Linked DNA regions of Homo sapiens: region 1 is linked to region 2. A link is a contact called in ENCODE Hi-C or POLR2A ChIA-PET data. All regions are on one chromosome and are shown on one strand. The core of a region is the stretch at or near the end of the contact, and the rest is flanking DNA. Distances in the headings are between cores, read along the strand shown. Region 1 overlaps ACP6 (acid phosphatase 6, lysophosphatidic). Region 2 overlaps BCL9 (BCL9 transcription coactivator).

Region 1 (6,089 bases), core at 3,590-6,089, 62 kb after region 2:
ACATCACATTGTACTCCATAAATATACGCAATTATTATCTGTCAACTAAAAAGAAAGTAAAAAGTTTTTATTACAAAAAAGAAGAAGAATGGTAAGATGGCGAGTATGGCTGGGGTGCAGTGAGATGTCATAGGACCGTGAGGGCATTATGACTGGCCCTTAGTTTGAGATGAGAAACCAATGGGGAATTTAGAGCAGAAGAGTGGCACGATCTTACTTTGTTTTAAAAGCAACACTGTGTTGAGAATAGATGGGCAGAGAAGGGAAGGGCAGAAACAGGAAGACTAGTTACGAGGCCTTTACAATAATCCAGGTAAAAGATGACACTGGGACTAAGACAGTAGCAATGGAAGTATTGGGACATGGTCAATTCTGGATATAGTTTGAAGAGAGATACAACAGGAGTTACTGATGTAGTAGAGGTAGGATATGAGAAAAAGAGGGGAGTCAAGGGCAGTTCTAAAGTTCTTGGCCAAAGCAACAGGGTGAATGGTGGTGTCATTTACCTAGATGGGAAAGCCTGTGGAAGGAGTAAGTTTGAAAAGGCACGGAAATTGAGAGTTTATTGTGGACAATGGGAAGTTTGATACCTATTGTATATCTTAAACATCCAAATAGAGACATTGATTAGACTGTTGGAAATGAGACTGGGATTCACAGGGAAAGGTCTAGGTTGAAGGTATAAATTTAGGAGACATTGTGTAAATATTTAAAACTGGAAATTCTTTTTTTTTTTTTGAGATGTTATTTCTCTCTTGTTGCCCAGGCTGGAGTGCAATGGCACGATCTTGGCTCAGCACAACCTCTGCCTCCTAGGTTGAAGTGATTCTCCTGCCTCAGCCTCCCAAGTAGCTGGGATTACAGGCACATTGTACTCCATAAATAGACACATACAGCCTTCCGAGTAGCTGGGATTACATCACATTGTACTCCATAAATATAATAATTTTATAAAATTATAATAATTTTATAAAAATATAATAATTTTTGTATTTTTAGTAGAGGCAGGTTTAGTGGAGACAGGGTTTTGCCATGTTGGCCAGGCTGGTCTCGAACTCCTGGCCTCAGGTGATCTGCCTGCCTTGGCCTCCCAAAGTGCTGGGATTACAGGCGTGAGCCACCGCGCCCGGCCTCAAACTGGAAATTCTTGAGATCACCTAGTGGGTGAGTGTAGGGGAAAAGGTGGAAAAAAGGTCCAAGGAGTAAGCCCTGGGACACCCCAACACTTACGGATTAGAAAAAGGTAGATTCAGCAGGAACAAAGTCGAGAAATTGGAGGAAAACCAAGAAAGCATTTGTCGAAGCCAGTGAAGGAAATAGTCTAGGAATACTGATGAGAAGCTTAGTAAGAAGAATGAAAACTGGCTATTGGATTCACCACACAAAGGCTATTGATGATTTTGACAAGAGCAGTTTCCATGGAGTGGTGGGGGTGAATACTTAATTGTAGCTGGTTCATGAGAGAACTGGAAGGGAAGAATTAGAGGTAGCAACTCTTTTGAGGAGTTCTGCTATGAAGGGGAGAAGGAAAAGAGAACAGCAGTTCAAAGATGCAGAGAAAAAAGTTTAAGAGATTTTACAGCATATTTGTATTGCTAATAGAATAATTGGTCAGGAAAAAAATTGACAATCCAGAAAAAAGACACTAGGAGTCAATGTAAAGCTAGAGGGTTGGGCTTTGATAGGAATAGTGTTGGTTCATTCTTAGTAAGAGGGAGGAAGGAAGGCTATAAAAGCACCAATGCAACTGGGTTAGCAGATTTGGTGGTTGGGTGTTGGGGGATGTGGAAGTTTTCTTCTGATCTCTTTTAGATTCTTAGTAAAATAGGAAATACAGTAACCAGCAGACTGAGGATGGGAAGGGGATGCTGAAGATTGAGGATAAAGATATGTGAATAGATTAAAGAAATAAACAGGTAGTATTGATAAAACTTAACTGATTAGACATAGGAAAATGTGAGACAAAGAAAACAAAGACAGATTTCTGATTTGGCAACTGGGTGGAGAGTGGAGGTGTCTTTCATTCAGATAGGGAAGTGTGTGGGAGAAGCAGGTCTGGGAGGAGGGGGGTTTGATTCTAACATGGAAAGTTTTGTGCCAGTGAAATCCAAGTGGATAAAAGTGTCTGAAGCTCAGAAGAGAAACCTGAGCTTGAGATATCTCAGCTCCCTGATCTGGAAGTTGTCAATATTAAGATAGTAGGAAGTGGAGAGGCTTTTGTGGTTGCTGTTTTCTCTGAGAGGTAAAGGGACTGGTGGTTTGAAATCAGAGAAGGGTTGAAATAGATTCTGGAGAAGAACAGCAACATTGACAAGGAGATAGGGGGATCATCAGGTACTCTTAGGGGGCACAGTTAAAGGTGGAGCTCTTATGTTGAGTAGTTCCAGCCTTACCATTGCAGAGCCCTGGGGCCCACATTTGTTTCTGGAACTAAAACCACCAGGGGCCCAGTGTCCTTCCTGCTTCTTCCTGCTGAGCCTCCACATCAGGGTTCCATCTCACCACCCAGCAACGTTCCCTGACCTTGAAGCCTATCCTTTATCTAAACGCAACACGCTTTCATCCTTGCTTTCCTGGTTAACTCCTACCCACCTTTCTCTACTCAGATCAGGCCAGGACTTTTTCAGAAGCCTTCCTTGACTGTTCCCCACATCCCCTGCCATGTGAGCAGGAAGTTTCTTCTCTATACCCAAATAGCCCCTCAAATACCTATTACAGCATAAAACATACAGCACTGTATCACTGATTTACTCGGCTGCCTCTCCCACTGGACTGCAACAACTTGAGGGCAGAGTGTTTTCACCTTTATAATGATCACTACTTAGTAGGTAGCTCAATACATGTGAAATTAATATAGGAGAAAAGAACTAAAGTCCAAAACCGACACAATTCTACAGGGTCATGATGTCCCCAGCCCGTGTCACACAAAGATGCTTCTAACCTTAGAAACCAACTCACAAAATAGAGAAATATCCTTTTGGTCTCAATATTATACCCCTTTTCCGTTCAGGAAGAAATCTTAGTAAACCCACAGAAAGGAAATATCCTTACATTATATTAAAGTACATTACCCCTTGCTCTCTCCTCTTCCCAAACACACAAAGCAGGAGGCATTGTATAAAGGCACTTTATTTTAAAATCAACACATCCTGCTTTTATAAATCAGTTACTCTTCATTTCCAACTTCCATCACCTGAGTTTGAGAGCAGAGTGCGTGGTATTTTTCTGGGCTTAAGGTATAAACTGACATGGCATTCAAGAACATGTCCAGCGGGCAGAGCCCATCAGGGCAACCTCTCGGCACCTGCTCCTGCAGAAGAAACATAACTCAGCAGGTCCGCCGAGGAACCTGTCCTTCTGCTATTTCCAGCTAAGCCCAGAGATCTGAGAGGCTCTGATCCATGTGGTATACATGTGCATACATATTACAGACAGGAAGGCCCCACTACCCGGTGAGCTTCCAGAATAAAAGCACTATGCTCTGCTTGTAAAAGTCACTCAAAAAGTGTTGAATTGACTGGGAAGAAAGAGTCGAGTTACATCCCCGAGCTGGGAGAACCAACAGGCTCATCCCTGGGGCGTGCTCTGGCCTCTGCCCTGGACCCCAGCCCTGATGAAGCAGCCAACACCACGGGTGCTAACAGCAGCACACATCACCTCCCAAAGATACCACCAACAATCTCCAAAACAGGTCTCACAGCCAGGAGGCGACATCCTGACAGGGACGCTCAGGAGAAGAGGAGGGGGACCCTGTTCCTAGGAGTCTGTAACAGAACTGGGATAAGGCTCAAGCCCCATCCTGCCACCATCTGTCAAGTTCTGCCTGACCCCTGGGCCATAGCCAGGAGTTGCCCTATAGGATTCAGAGAGCTGACTGTGCCAAGAGAGACTCCACTGGGCCTGAGGAGGGAGACTTGGTGCTAACTCAGGTAGGTGGGTTTTGCAGGAGGGTGCCTCACCACCACCCAACCCCACCTCAGGGGTATTACCTTCCCGTGGTAATAGAGCTGCACAAACCACTCCTTAGATTCCAGGTGCTGGTAAAGTTCCATGGTCAGGTCAACAGCAAACGGTGGCCATTTGTGGTCAAAAATCCCCAGGGTCATTAAGAGCGGTATGAAGGTCACATCATGAGCCGCATAGAGATACAGCTTTCTGCAAGAGGAAACAGCTCTCCACAATTCTCTGCCTCAGGACTCTGAAGGTCAGGATGTGGCCTGCCTCCTTTACGTAAGACACACTTGCCTCAGAAACTAGGTGACATCTAGAAATCAGCTGAGCCTGGTATAAAAGTCCTTTGCAGTAGATCGTGGGAAGAACCCTTGTTCCCACTCCCCGTGTCTTCATGAGGAGGGTCCCCGCCAGAGAAATTCTCCTGGCCTCCTCCTTGCCACCTACTCACTCCTCCCTGGTGAGTTTCAAAGAAGAAACTGAGCGTGTGTGGCTTAGACCCTACCTCTCTTCTCTCTTTGGGTCCTGCCAGCCTACATGAATGCCCTTCCTACTCTCAGCCATGGGATGAGTTTAGTAGGGCTCCTTGTTGGGGAAGCTTGAAGTTTTGGGGTATTAAGTTTATTTCAAAATAATATTCACAAGCCCATTTGGCCCTCAGCACATTCTCCAAATGGCTTTAATCTGTAATAAGAATGCCATTTTAATCTACATCTGCCTGACACCAGTATCCATCTCTTAGGAAAGACCAAGGATTTTATTTATGGACCCCCATCCTAGAAGACTAGCATTGGATCCTGTGGTGTTCTAAAGATCCAAGGCAGAAGGTGGCAAGGTGGCAAAAGCCAGAAAAAATGTACTGTCATTGCAGGTACTGTGAAGGACAGGAAATGGTATTCACAAGATTTGCTATTACAAATCTTGGCCCAAAGTTCCTGTTTCAACTCACTGTCTCCTATTCCTCTTACGCCATCATGAGTTTCTAGCTGTGATACCACAACAGTGCTTCTCCAAAATTCAGGTGACTATCAATCACCTGGGGATCTTGTTAAACTGCAGATGCTGATTTAGTAGATCAGGCTGGAGCCTGAGAACCTGATGAGTTCTTGGGCAACGGTGAAGCTGTTTTCCTGCAGAACGCACTTAGCAAGTGCCTAGGACACATAATATTCCACAGCCGTAGTCCCAACCTTGGATTCAAGGCTCCAAAAGTGGCAATGGAGGCTCATGAGCTACTTCCAACATTTTTTTTTTTTGAGACAGAGCCTGGCTCTGTCACCAGGCTGGAGTACAGTGGTGTGATCTTGGCTAACTGCAACCTCCGCCTCCTGGGTTCAAGCAACTCTCCTGACTCAACCTCCCGAGTAGCTGAGACTAAAGGTGCGTGCCACCATGCCCGGATAATTTTTGTATTTTTAGTAGAGCAGGGTTTCACCATGTTGGCCAGGATGTTTTCAATCTCCTGACCTCGTGATCCACTCACCTTGGCCTCCCAAAGTGCTGGGATTACAGGCGTGAGCCACTGCACCTGGCCACTTCCAATATTTTTAAATGCCTTATGGATATCATACCTTCTTTACACTCAATGAAAGTGGTTCAAACTACACAATCCATTAAGCAATTTATCTTTGTTTTGGACTATTATCATATCAAATCAGTGTGACATCATAATTGGCTACTGTTTGACATATCTTCAATTAATAAAAAAAAGAGAGAGAGAAAGCAAAAATAAAATTTTCAAAACATGGTAGGAGGGGTGCAGCAGGAAGAAAGGTTAAAAGATTGTGAACCTCTTTGACACTTGAGGCCTGTTAAACATCTACCTTCGGTCACTGACAGCCTGGTTCTTGCCTCACTAAGATTTGGGTTCCCTCCCTACAGCCAGAAGTTCCCACGGCCCTTAGCTGCACAAAGCAGAGTTGCTGTGCCAGGTACCTGATCTTGTCGGGGGCAGTGGCAGAGTCCATGGCTTTCAGCAGGTTGCTCTCTAGGATGTGGAGGAATGGGCCTACTGCCATCTGAAGACTTTCCCTGTGAAAAGTGAACAACATTTAAGCACCTAGAGGGCACTCAGCATTCAGGGGACACAGACTGATTCTGCCCCCAGGACCTCATGAGTCCAGACAGAGCTGAGAAAA
Region 2 (5,900 bases), core at 1,380-3,879:
TAGCATCTTTCCTTCTTTTGGTCAATTTGTCAGGAATGCAGTAGAAGTTTAGCTCCTAAAGTACACAAATGGTAAGGAACCTTCCTACTAAACAAGAGATGAGGGCCAGGGCCGGCCCTTGCACATAGGTGAACCATGAACCGTGGTTCTCATTCATAACCACTCCAGGTGACAAAGGCTCTATTTGTAACCTCGGAGGTTGGAGGTTTTCTGGCCAAATAGCATCAACCGGCATAAAAAGAGCAAATCTCTGGAAGGGGCTCCCAGAAGAGCTGTTACATGATGCACAGCCCCTAACCTTCTGTTAATGGCTCACCCCAACCCAACCTTGGTTCATAGTGGAGTTATTTCATTTACCAGGTGTGAAAATTGGATTTTACCACAGAGGAGGGGAGTTATTACCTATCAGGTCTGCTCTTTAGGGGAGCGGAGATTGTGGTGGGATTTATTAAAAGAGATTTGCTATGCATGGAACATATAATTAGAGATGTGTTCCTTTAAAACTGGATTTATAATCTTTGTCATTTTAGAAATGCAGTTTTTTGCCTTCTGTTTTTCTGACAGCCTTCTTTTCCATGTAGGTTGCACACAACCTACCTAGGATCTGAATATTTTATATGGCACCATTCTGCCAAGAGACGGACCTCAGGGGTGTGACATGTGACAAAGAGTACAGCTTGGGGGGATTGTGGGGATTGCCTGTAGTATGGATGCTGATATTAGTCACACAAGATGCTAACGATGGGGAGGGGATGATAAAGTAATTTTCATGTTAATTAATTGCTATGTAGTCCAGGCCTCGGTTTCATGGAGGTATTAGGGTCATTCTGAGACCCTCTGATGAGAGTACTCTTGAAAATCGAGTTCAGATTTAATTACCTGTTGTTAGAGGCTATATAAGACAACCTCAAAGTTAGTACCGGTTAACTACACCTGCTTTTAAAAAAGACACCTTGTTTATTATTATGGTGAACTGGGGGTGGCTGAATTTATTATTGTTTAGCATTTCTAGCACACTTTGTTCTTGCTGAGTGCTTTAAGCGTTTTTATGTATTTATATTGGTTGCTCTTCGCAGCACTCCCAAGGGATGAGTGGGTGATAAGTTTTATTATCACCTGCTTTTCCAAGGAGGAAACAGAAGCTCCTAAGAGGAGAAGGGACTTGCCTGGGTTTATAGCTCAGAGCTCCTGCCACTTTGTTAGGGGATCCTCAACAAAATGGTGATAAATTCAGCCCTTGCTCTGCCTGCTCTCAGCCCACGAGTACCACCTGTGCTCCATCCTGTATCCCACTAACTACAGTGGGATGCAAAATAAAAATCATCACTATTATTGGCCTCTCTGTGCTTGGCACTTTATCTCTCAACTGATCACCTTCCTAAACTCACCTTATTAACTCTGCTTTTCTTTTAAAAGCTCTGCCGTTTTCCCCACAGCCCAGCTTAGCTCCCTAAAGTCATGTGTGACTCAGCCTTTCCACCCACTTCAGTTGCCCAGGGAGCCATGTAGATTCTGCCACCCAAATGTCTTACATCTGTCCCTTCCCTATTCTTCCCCCTCCCACTACCAAAATTCAGTCCTCATTACCCCCTACCTGGACTACTGTAATAGCCGTTTAACTGGGTCCCCACACTTTCCATCCTAAGTTCTTCTGTCTGGTAAACCTTCCTGAAGTAAGGCTCTGATAAATACCACTCTCCCACTGGGTCCGTTCTCAGGAGCCTTCCCATTTAAGTGCAGATTCTTATCCTGCACTCAGAGGTCACCTTCCTTTTTGGCCTTCTCGCCTACTAAGCCACTGAACAACTTTACTGCGCATCAAGAGCTTGGCTAGCAGGCGCCTGCCGTGAGCAATTCTGATTTGGCGGGTCTGCTCCGGGGCCAGGGGACCCGCCCTTAATAGGCCTCCATGTGATCCCAGTGCTCGGGACCCTATGGACCACACACTGCTCTCGCAGGCTTTTCCCAAGCCCGTAGTCTTCAGCCCCTGTGCCCGGCTATGCTGTTCTTTTACCCTGAAACGCTCTCAGCCCCCTCTCCACCTGTAGAAATTTTTCTCATGCTTTAAGGCCCAGCTCAAATATCTCCTTCGTGAAGCATTTTCTGATTGTTCCAAATGGATAAGATGCAAACTCCTTAGCCTTAAATTTAAGATGCTCTGTTTTACAATTCCAGGCCCATCTCCTGCCTTCCTGCCTGGTTCCTCCGCTATCCCTAAGCCCACCACACCGAAATGGTTCTCAGCATAGGCCCTTTACACATACCTCCTCCAGGAATGTGGTTCGTTTTCTCTCTCTTTCTCTCTCTCTCTATATATGTATATACATATCTCCTCTCTCCCCACCCAACCCCGTCTCTCCTAAACTTACCCTGCTAGACCCGGCTCATATGTCACTTACTCCGTGCCACATTCATCACAACGACAGTCTTTCTAGACTCTTCCCCGCCCCCATAGCCGCTAAGTCACTCCCTCCCCTGTGCTTCTCCAGACTTTATACGCCCGAGAGAACCCAACGACAGTAGCTTACTTGTGGTTTATCTGTTTAATTTGAACACTAGGCAGTGAACTTGGCTCAGGCTGTGTTCTGAGGACCTAGCCCGGAGTCCACAGGCAGTCAGTCCTTCTAGAATGCACGCATGAATGAATCTCTTGCTTCCCAGCCGCCCCTCCCCCGGAACAGGCTTTGCTCTTTGCACCTCTGCCGTTGCATTTCTCTTCCTGTCTTTTTTGTACTTGTTTTACTCACCGTACTAGATTGCAAGCCCCCTTGAGGGGAGAAACCTCGTGGGATTTTGCTCCCTATTCCCAAGTCTGGCTCCTTAACCATGGCAGGAGGTCAATAAACGTTTGTTTAATTGAGTTGTAGGATGTTGTGCCCAGCTAGCTGCTAAACAACCTCATTTAAGGGGTTAACTAATAACACTCAGAGAAGTTCTTCTCCTTAGGGGGCATTTGCATTTTAATGGGAATCTTAAAAACCCAAAGGAAATGTTCTCTAATGGTGGGATTTCAGGCCTTGTAGTGAGGCCTGTGTGTGTGTGTGTGTGTGTGTGTGTGTGTGTGTGTGTGGTGTTTGATGGGGATTAGGGAAGAGTTCCTCCAGCCCAGGGGTATTTCAACTTTTCTGTGTCATGGGCCCCCATGAGCAGTCTCGTGAAGCCTATGAACAGAATAATGATTTAAGACACATAAAATAAATTACGTAGGTTTACAAAAATAGGTTATAATGAAATATAATGATCTAAATATTAAAAACGTCAAGTTTGTGATATAGTAATATGTGCTTCTTTATTAGAACGTTAATTAAAAAGTCTACTGGCAGGTCTTATAATTATTGTAATGTCATAGTGATGACTATAAGCGGTATTTGGGATATCTGTGATTCTGCTGGTTAAAAAGTCATGAGCTGCTCATACCACCTTGATCTGTTGCCTGGATCCATAATTGAAGGAAATGATAATTTTCAACTAGAAGTTAGTGGAAGCAAAGATGTATTTTTTTTCTGCATCCAAGTTCTAGCCCTAGTTTCCGTTGCGGACCCAGGGTTAAGAGGCCTGACTTGGCTGAACCCTCAATATGATGTGGGTGGTCTTGAAGCCAGTGCCATTTTGGATCCTAGGCTTCCTTTCCTACTCTCCACTACTTTGACCTTAAACTCTCAGATTCTTATTTTTTACCCTTTATTTAACAAAAAACGACAGTATACACTTACTTCATTTACAGAAATATGAAATAAGGTGAAACAAAAAGGATTGTTTGGGTTCTCCCTCCATCAGCCAAGGCATCAAGATGTCAGACTATGGGAGAAAGAGAGGCTCGCTAGTTTCCTAGCCTGGGAGCACCCCCTCCCAGAAGTGCTATCCATGGGGCGGGGTGGGGCGAGGCCAGGAGGAAGAGGAGGATTTGTCCCAAATTCAGAGGTGGGAAAGCAGTTGCAGAATTTACCTGAGAGTCTCTGCTGGCTCTTTCTAAATTCAGAAGTCAATATTGGGACCAAAGAGCGTGATTCTAGGGGTGGTCCAGCATCATATCCATCTTGGTAGTTAGTGACTAAGTGAAATATTGCTTTTGAGACCCTGCACTCCCTAATGCTGATGTGATTTCTAATTTAGGTTAAAGTGTTTGTGCAGTTCTCTTTTTAAACCCAAAATACAGGGAACATATTCAATCCTTTCCCAGTTATCTTTGTGTATTTTAGTCATTTAGAGGCAATTTTCCTCCAGGCAGATTTACCCTACTGTTTGCCATGCCTTGGGGCTTATACCTCTGCTCTCAGTGGATGCATGCTTGGAGGATATCAGTGAATTTTAATATTAGCTGGACATGTTGTTACCAGGGTGAGCACCATATTAGCCCAGGCAAACCATCATCCCTGTCCCTAATGGTAGTGACACTGAAAGCTTTACCCTTGACATCTTCCTTTTCTCTTGCATATGTTTTCCTTTGGTGAGCTCATTCATTTTCCTGGCTTCAGCTCTCACCTCTGCACCTCCAGCCTGTCCTCTCACCTGGCAAGACATCTCCGTTTTGGTGTTCAGTCACCCATAATTCTAAAACTCGACCTCTTTTGTCTTCTACAAATCAGCTTCACTTTTCCAAAACACAGCTTTATTGAGGTATAATTTACAAACCATAAAATTTACCCATTTTAAGTGTATGATCTATTGATTTCTTGTAAATTGACAGTGTTGTGCAACCAACACTAAAATCCACTTTTAAAACATTTACTTTACCCCAAAAAGATCCCTATACTATTTGCAGTCGATCCCCATTCCCACCCCAACTAATCTGCTTTCTGTCTCTATAGATTTACGTTTTCAGGACATTTCATGTAAATGAAATCATGCAATATGTAGTCTTTTGCATCTGGCTTCTTTCAGGCTTCTTCTGCTTAGCAAAGGGGTTTTGAGGTACATCCATGTTGTAGTGTGTGTTAGCAGTTCATTTCCTATTGCTGAATAATATTTCATTGTAGGGATAGACCACGTTTTATTTAACCATTCTTCAGTTGATGGACATTCAGATTGATTCCACTTTTTGGCTATTAGGAATAATACTGCTATGAACATTCACATACAATTCTTTGTGTAGACATACATTTTTATTTCTCTTAGATAGACACCTAGAAGTAGAAGTTCTGAGTCACATGGTAAACTTACATTGAACTTTTTAACAAACTGCTAAACTGTTTTTGAAGGTGACTACAGCATTTTACATTCCCACCAGCAATGCATGAAAGTGTTAGTTTCTCTCCATTCTCACCAACACTTGCCATTGTCTTTCTTTTTTATTATAGGCATTCCTAGCTGATGTGTAGTGGTAGCTCACTGTAGACCAGTGTCATTTTTTATTTTATTTTTATAGAAACGAGGTGTTGCCATCTTGCCCAAGCTGGTCTCTAACTCCTGGGCTCAAGCCATCCTCTTGCCTCAGCCTCCCAAAGTGCTAAGATTACCAGAATGAGCCACCAGCACATCCTGCCTAGTGTCATTTTTGAATTCATCTCACTTCTGACCACACTGCCCCTGCTTTCCACCAATTTTATGGCTAGAAACCAAACTTACACTATTCTTCCTTCCTCTTACATTTATATGCTGCGGAAGTAAGCTGCTACAATCTTCTTCAGCTAGCACCTGAATTTCCTACTTCTTCATTTACCTTTACATTGCCCTACCTGGATCTGCATCATTTCACACCTGAATTTCTGCCGTTTTCTGGCTTCTCTCCTGGCTTCTTCTCTCTTCTCTCTTCTTCTGCCTGTTGTAGCTCTTTCTTCAAATCTTCCTTCCTGTAGCTGCAGACTGATGGTTAAAATAGTAACATGAAAAGAGCATGCGTGGATATGGAATTGGAGGATCTGTGTTCTAGTTCAGGAATCACCACTCATCATCACATGACC

The links. Hi-C counts contacts between places; a loop is a spot of excess contacts on that map. ChIA-PET counts read pairs that join two places held with the same protein, here RNA polymerase II (POLR2A). Pooled maps may share reads with other maps.
Region 1: a loop to region 2 is called in a map of heart right ventricle, with 7 times the contacts of the local background. The contact joins two enhancer-like sites. A Hi-C loop is called at or near these places in 4 of 168 maps with a recorded cell type or tissue (MCF 10A, Panc1, adrenal gland and 1 more), 3 of 37 single-sample maps with no recorded cell type and 3 of 50 pooled maps. POLR2A ChIA-PET finds 5 or more read pairs at or near these places in 4 of 52 experiments (BJ, CD4-positive, alpha-beta T cell, H1 and 1 more).

The regions. Positions count from the first base shown.
Region 1 is chr1:147,644,257-147,650,345 of GRCh38, forward strand. ACP6 (acid phosphatase 6, lysophosphatidic) reads right to left here. Exons shown (of 10, transcript NM_016361.5): 8 at 5,887-5,982; 9 at 3,990-4,155; 10 at 1-3,310. The coding sequence ends at 3,167. Among named protein-coding and RNA genes, the nearest start is that of ACP6, 23 kb to the right of the region's middle. Within about 2 kb of position 4,840, at least 3 of the 41 ENCODE cell types and tissues checked have a DNase peak (open chromatin) inside an H3K27ac peak, as active enhancers do.
Region 2 is chr1:147,584,727-147,590,626 of GRCh38, forward strand. The region is part of intron 1 of BCL9 (BCL9 transcription coactivator); the gene reads left to right. Among named protein-coding and RNA genes, the nearest start is that of BCL9, 46 kb to the left of the region's middle. Within about 2 kb of position 2,630, at least 4 of the 41 ENCODE cell types and tissues checked have a DNase peak (open chromatin) inside an H3K27ac peak, as active enhancers do.